Linked DNA regions of Homo sapiens: region 2 is linked to region 1. Evidence: chromatin contacts called from ENCODE Hi-C or POLR2A ChIA-PET data. All regions are on one chromosome and are shown on one strand. Each heading gives the region's core, a stretch centred on a gene start or an enhancer-like site at or near the end of the contact. The rest is flanking DNA. Distances are from core to core; before and after follow the strand shown.

Region 1 (3,377 bases), core at 406-2,905:
TTATTTTATTTATTTATTTTGAGACAGAGTTTTGCTCTTGTCGCCCAGGCTGGAGTGCAATGGGATGATCTCGGATCACTGCAACCTTCGCCTCCCGGGTTCAAACGATTCTCCTGCTTCAGCCTCCTGAGTAGCTGGGATTACAGGCACCTGCCACCATGCCCATCTTTTTTTTTCTTTCTTTCTTTCTTTTTTTTTTTTTTTTTAGGAGAGATGGGGTTTCACCACGTTGGCCAGGCTAGTCTCAAACTCCTGACCTCAGGTGATCCGCCCGCCCCACCCTCTCAAAGTGCTGGGATTACAGGTGTGAGCCACCGTGCCAGGCCGAACTAACCATTTTAAATTGACCAGTTCTGTGGCACTTAGTGCATTCATAACATTGTGCAAACACTACCTTTTGTTCTAAAACATTTTCACCCCAAAAGAAAACTTGAACCCATTCAACAGTGATTCCCCATCTTCCCACCCACACTCGGCCCCTGGTGACCATCAGTCTGCTTTCTGTCTCTGTGGATTTACCACTTCAGGATATTTCCTATACATGGAATCGTACAATATATGACCTTCTGTGTCTGGCTTCCTTCTCTTGGCATAATCTTTCAATGTTCATCCCCATTGGAGCATATATCAGTACTTCATTCCTGTTTATTACCTATTCATATTCCATTGTATGAATACACCACAGTTGGTTTACTGATTTATCAATTGATGAACACTGGAGTTGCTTCCACCTTTTGGTTATTGTGAATAGCACTGCCATGAACATTTGAGTGCAAATATGAGTACCCGTTTATAATTTATTAGGGTTTATATCTAGGAGTGGAGTTGCTGGGCCAGATGCTAATTTGATATTTAACCTTTTGTGGCACCATCAAACTGTTTCCCCAGTGGCTGCACCACTTTAAATTTTCTCCAGCAATGTATGAGAGTCACCCTCTTCTTAACGTGTACCCATTTGTCCCTTTCCTCTTTCCTACTTTTTACAAAGCCAGTTCCCCACAGACTTCTCTTTCCCCTGGAGTAGAGGGTGGGAGAAGTTGCATCTCTAGTAGAAAGACTATCCAAGCCTCCATTCTTACCTTTTCCGCAAATAGAATACGGTGACCAGGAGGAGGAGAGGACAGGCTGCCACCTCCCTGTGGTCACTAAGGTACACCCACTACAGCCATTAACGCGACTCCGTAAAACTACCCTCCTAGCGACCTCCAACGCCTCGGTCCTCACCCAGAACATCACATTAAACTTTTCAACAGTCACAGATAGGAAGGGGCTCGGTGTGGAAGGTGCCAGCTCTGGCTCAGCCCTGCGGGTGAGTGTTTAACTTTCAGCCCAGCTTAAGATCTCCGAAGACACCCATCGCCTCGTCCTGCCCAGTCCCCTCCGCTAAAGGGCCGGCCTGCCCGGGCCTGGCTGGCAGCTGACATGAATGGAGAGGAAGCGCCTCCCTCTCCACCCACTCTCGCCGGGGTTACTGCCGGTCACAGACCCGGGCCTTCAAGAGCTATTTACACCTACAACAGCCCACCAGCGCCTGACCACGCCGGAGCCAATCAGCGGCCCCCAAGCTTGTCTGATTCTGTCTGCTCCAATCAGGAGGCGCGGTCCTTCCAGCCTCTTGCTCCTGTGAATCACAGGTCGGCGGGAGCCTTTTTTCCTTTTTTTTTTTTTCCCGGGGAGTCGGCCTCGGGGCTCTGCTCTCCTACCTCAGTCTGCCCTACCCTGGAATGGGGAAAATGCGGACATGCCACTCAGTCCGGCCGCGAACAGTGCTCCAGAACTCAGAGAGTTTTCCAGACGGGTGGAGATCGCGTTCCCTGCCCGCCGAGGTCCCATCGCTTCCCTGCTGGGAAGACAAATGAGGCGCTTTAGCCGTCTCCACGGCCAGCCCCTCCCTCATAACCCGAGATTCTTTGTGGGCTCTTAGTCCATAGCTGCCTTTGAGGTGGTGTAGACCTTGCTAACCAGGACGGCCCAGTAGGCAGAGCTCATTTTTATTCCTGTCTGCAATCGTGCAAAAACGCCTCTTATGGAAAAGCCAGAGCGCCAGGAGTCAGCAAAACACACTAAAGATTGGGCAGTCACTGGGGAGAACGTGAGTAAAAGCACAGGAACAGCAAAGCGTTCAGGAACGTTCGAGGCTGACGCAACCGGCGCAGGAAGGTGGTGTGTGGTGGGAGAGTGGGAGGAGACAGTGGAAAGTTTAGACTTGCTTCTGTAAGTGATAAGAAGTCATCAGATATTTTCAAGCAGGAGAGGAAAATAATCTCTCTGTTTCGCAAAGTTAACTCTCATGGCAACAGAGCAGAGTAGCGGGGGGATGGGGGCTGGGAGATGTTGGGAAGCTATTGTTACCACTCTGGTGAAGAGTCATGGGACCTCAAAAGCTGGGATAGTCACGGTGGGAATGGAAAGGAAGGGCACAAGCTGAGAGGCATTTGGGAGGAGAATCAATAGCACTTTATTGACTGGATGTGTGAGATGAGTGAGGACAGCAATCAGAAGAGGACTTTGAGGTTTCTAGCCTGAGTGGCTGGAAGGACACCACTTCCCCTACCTGAAATAGGTAGCAAAAAGGAGAGAGAAAGAGAGAAGCAGAGGGATTTTGCAAAGGGAATAGGAGTTCAGTTTTTGACATGTGGCATTTGAATTGCAAGAAGTACATCCCTGTGGATGTAATACCCAGTAGACAGTTGGGAATTAGGATCTGGTGTCGAGAAGAAAAGTAGAGATGAGATCCAAAGGGTTTATAGTGGATCGGGAGAGAAATTGATGACCTAAAGAGAAATTATAGAATAAGAAGATTTGGGCAGGGCACGGTGGCTCATGCCTGTAATCCCAGCATTTTGGGAGACCAAGGTAGGAGGATTGCTTGAGCCCAGGAGTTTGAGACCAGCCTGGGCAACATGGTGAGACCCCGACTCTACAAAAACTGCAAAAATTAGCCGGGTGTGGTGACACATACCTGTAATTCCAGCTACTTGGGAGGCTGAGGTGGGGGGATCACCTGAGCCTGGGGAGGTCTAGGCTGCAGTGAGCTGAGATAGTGCCACTGCACTCCAACCTGGGCAACATAGCAAGAGCAAGACCCTGTCTCAAAAGTAAAAAAAAAAAAAGAAGATTCAAGTACAGAATCTTGGGAAGGTAGAAAGAGGACACAGAGGCCAGGTGTGGTGGCTCATGCCTGTGATCCCAGCACTTTGGACGCTGAGGTGGGTGGATCATCTGAGGTCAGGAGTTCAAGACCAGCCTAGCCAACATGGTGAAACCCTGTTTCTATTAAAAATTATCCAGGCATGGTGGCGGGCGCCTGTTAATTCCAGCTTCTCGAGAGGCTGAGGTAGGAGAATGGCTTGAACATAGGAGGCAGAGGTTGCAGT
Region 2 (3,377 bases), core at 878-3,377, 660 kb after region 1:
GACTCAGGGGGCCTGGCTCCGCACCTGGCATTCTAGGTCCTGTCTTGCTCATCAGCTGTTAGTCACCTCACATCTGTCACTACAGCCAGGCTGGCTCCTAAGTGCCCACCTACCATGCTCCATGCTTTTCACTTCCAGCCTTTGTTGGTGACAGCTCACCCCTGCCACCAGCTGTTCTTATTGCTCTGTCCTGCTACACTGTAGATTCCTGGAAGGTGAAGAGGGAGCCTGATTTCTCTCTAGGTCCCTTGTAACACCTCCCCAGGGCTGGTATAGAATTGTGCTCCATGAAGCGGCATTAAGCAACTACATAAGCTTAGGTCTCCCCTTCCCTGATGGAGCTCCCTCTCCACCCTCAACCCTCCTCTTCTGAACATTTGCTGTGCTGCCTTCATTCCCCTCCTTCAGCACGGAAGCCCTGAATTCTGTCTACCCGCTTGGGCACTGACTCCTCGCAGCCCAGCACAGAGCTTGTCACACAATGGACTGGTTGATGGAGGATGTCCTTCTTTATCCTGCCCCATCCCCCAGAAGTACACACAATGGATCTGGAGAAGGGCAGAGCCCATGGGAGAGAGGCCAGTTCAATCCCCTGCCTTGTCCACCAGGGGCTAGCATACCACACGCATGCCTGTCCCTGCTGCCATGGCCTTCTTTCCCTCCTCTGACCCTTCTACGACCCTGGACCCCTGCAGGATTGGCCTGGAGGAGAGGCCAAGGGCAGGTGAGGAAGAGTGTATGGGTTCCCAGGCGGCCTGCCACCTCCCTGTGACTCCCATCTCTTGAATTCCCCCAATCATACTGGCTCTGCCTCCTCCTGCTGAGTTCCCATTGTCCCCTACCCCCACCCTCCCCAACCCAGGCCAGTGGCTGGGTCCCGCCCCTACCTTCGATGGGGGAGTTGATGAGGATGACGCGTCCCATGGGCGATGAGGCTCGGATTCCGCGGGGGGGCCCGTTCAGCAGCCGTTGTTGCTTCCTTAGCAGGTATCGCGTTGCGGTGGAGCCTGAGTCGCTGCCTAGGTGGCCTCGGGAGGAGAGGGAGCTCAGAGAGCCGGAGCTCAGGTCTCCTAGGCCCAGTGGGTCGAAGCCCACTGCGAAACCCTGCGCCATGGCGGCTGGGCTAGGGCGGCACCCTACAGGTCCAGAAGGAATCTGCTAGCTCTGGAGAGGCCAGCCCTGCGTGCTTCGAGCTCCATGAGCCTCTGTGCGGGGCTGGGGTCTCAGTAACGTGAAGGCCCTCGCTTGCGATGCCTCTCAGAAGTGTGAGCTCCAGGCCTGGGCAGGGAGAGCAGGGATGAGGGAGGGGTGTAAATGTTTCCCCTGCTGCCCCCTAAAACTTCCACCCCTCCCCCTGGTTTAAGCATCCTGCCCTCCCATGCCTTAGGCCCCCCTCCTGTCTCACCCTAGGCCAGAGAACTGCCCCGTCCAGGCACCATCTTGGACTCTCGCTGACTTTATACAAGGCAGGTGGGAACCTTTCACCCCTCATTCCTGCTCGGGGCTGAGTCATCTACTCCCGTCCCCAGTCCTCAGTAGAGGTTGAGAGTGGAGTTGGGATTACTGCGGGCCCTGGGGCTTAGAGAGGTGTGAGACAAAAGAGAGGTCAGGACAGCTCATGGCATCACCTCTCTCATGCATATGCGGGCATGGAGGTGGCCCGGGGTGGGGCGGGGGCTGCGTGGGGCGGGCTGGGCCTCGAGGATAGGGCTTCAGGACCTTAGACAGCTGAGGCCCAGGAAGACCCCCAGACACCCGCGGGCTCCAGGCTGCGGCTCCGGGTCTAAAGAGGCTGCATGAACCTCTCCCAAGCTTTGGGGAGGATCTGCTGGAGAGGGGTCCCACGACATCCCGCGCAAAACCCAGGGCCAGTTCCCTCAGAGAAGCTCTGGGACCTAGAATGAAGCACCCCAACATCAACTCGGCCCTCCAGGCCCCCCACCCCTTTGTGCCTGGTCGGCCTCACCTGGTCGCTGGTGTGGCGCCGCCAGCCTTGTCAAACCACCCGCAGGCGAGAGCTACTGCCGCAGCCGGCAAACCCCACCCACGCTGCGCGGAGGCTGCGGGAATTGGGCTGGCCTGCACCGCCCCGGGCTCCCATTGGCTGGTAGGGCCGCCAGTCATTCTATTCCGGCACCTCCCTTAGGCGCCAGGGACAGCCGAGCGTTACCTGGTCCCGGGCAGCGGAGTTCTTTACCCACCCCAGTTCTGGTTCTGACGCCCTAGCTCATTCCGCAAATTTAGGGCTTGGGTCTGGCTTGTTCCCCTCCGGCTCGAACCACCTCTTCTCTGAGCCGAGCCAGCTACCGGGGCTCCTGGAATTGCCACCCCTCCCTGGGCACCCTTGAGGCCTCCGTGGAGGGACGTCACGGGGCAGAGCGGGACGTGAGCCTGAGTTTGCTGCAGGCGTGCTCTGTGTGGTGGCTGGGTGAGTTGTGAGTATGTGCGTGGCGGAGGGGGTGCCTTCTTCACTTGCATCCTCCTCCTCTGTCAGAAGGCGTCTCTGGCTACCCAGTTCTGGAATGGTCGCAGGGTGGGGCAGCTGGTCCCAGGACCGGAAGAATCCTAAGAATCCTTCTGATGCACTTGCTCGGATGCAGACCGCGAGGTTCCTGGGGTCGTCTGCCCCTCCACATCTCAGGGGTGGGGCTACGGTCTGGGGTGCAGGGCTAGGGGTTGGGAGCGTAAGGAGACCAGGGACACAGTGGAGCTAGGGGTTACAGAGGGGGAGCAGGGAGAGGGCTGGGGACATAGAAGAGGCACAGGCACGACAGGAACGGGGCTGTGAAGTGATGCGAATGCCGCGCTGCTACAAGAGGAGCTTGTGGATACTGGGGTAGGAGCCCAGGGGGACAAGCAAGCCAAAGGCCATTGCCAAGGCAGCCATCAAGTAAACAAGCCAGGCGGTAACCCGAGTCCCTCCCGGCGCGCCAGCAGAGGACCGCCCCTCCACACCGCCCACCTGCGCCCGGGGCTTTCTCTCTGGGCACCTAGACCGCTTGCTGCAGGGCTGGGGGTCTGCTGAGGCCCGCCAGGGGACTGTAAACCAAGGGAGCAGCGCCCGCGGCTCCAGCCCCTCCTCCCTTTGGCTGGGGAGGGGGCCAGAACTGATCCCCGAGGTGGGATTGGCTCTGGGAAGCAGCTTAGGGCCTGGTCCAGGTGGCCCAGGCTGGGGGCATCGCCTCGAATGACACCCACCGCCCTCAGGTTCTGCCAATCCCCGTGCCCACCGGGTGGGCGCGGCCGGGAAGCTCCTGCCCCTCCCTGCTGGTCGGCGTCACGCGTGACGTCCCGCGTGATGGCTGGGAGGGCCCGGCGGCGACAGCGGAGGCAGAGAGGAAGGCGGTTCTGAGAGCTTCAGAGAGCGATGGAAAGCG

Evidence for each region. Hi-C counts contacts between places; a loop is a spot of excess contacts on that map. ChIA-PET counts read pairs that join two places held with the same protein, here RNA polymerase II (POLR2A). Pooled maps may share reads with other maps.
Region 2: a pooled map shows a loop between it and region 1 (6-fold over the local background). The contact joins the promoter of SFXN3 here to the promoter of OLMALINC in region 1. A Hi-C loop is called at or near these places in 5 of 50 pooled maps. POLR2A ChIA-PET finds 5 or more read pairs at or near these places in 4 of 52 experiments (GM12878, WTC11 and activated T-cell).

What each region holds. Positions count from the first base shown.
Region 1 is chr10:100,371,921-100,375,297 of GRCh38, forward strand. It overlaps OLMALINC (oligodendrocyte maturation-associated long intergenic non-coding RNA), which reads left to right and starts at 1,656. Exons shown (of 3, transcript NR_026762.1): 1 at 1,656-2,092. RefSeq lists enhancers at 1,219-1,548, 1,278-1,847, 1,649-1,778, 1,848-2,415, 2,416-2,985.
Region 2 is chr10:101,029,107-101,032,483 of GRCh38, forward strand. SFXN3 (sideroflexin 3) reads left to right here and starts at 2,128. Exons shown (of 12, transcript NM_030971.6): 1 at 2,128-2,428; 2 at 3,208-3,376. It overlaps PDZD7 (PDZ domain containing 7), which reads right to left and starts at 2,023. Exons shown (of 17, transcript NM_001195263.2): 1 at 1,967-2,023; 2 at 888-1,278. The coding sequence starts at 1,113. RefSeq lists an enhancer at 2,441-2,650.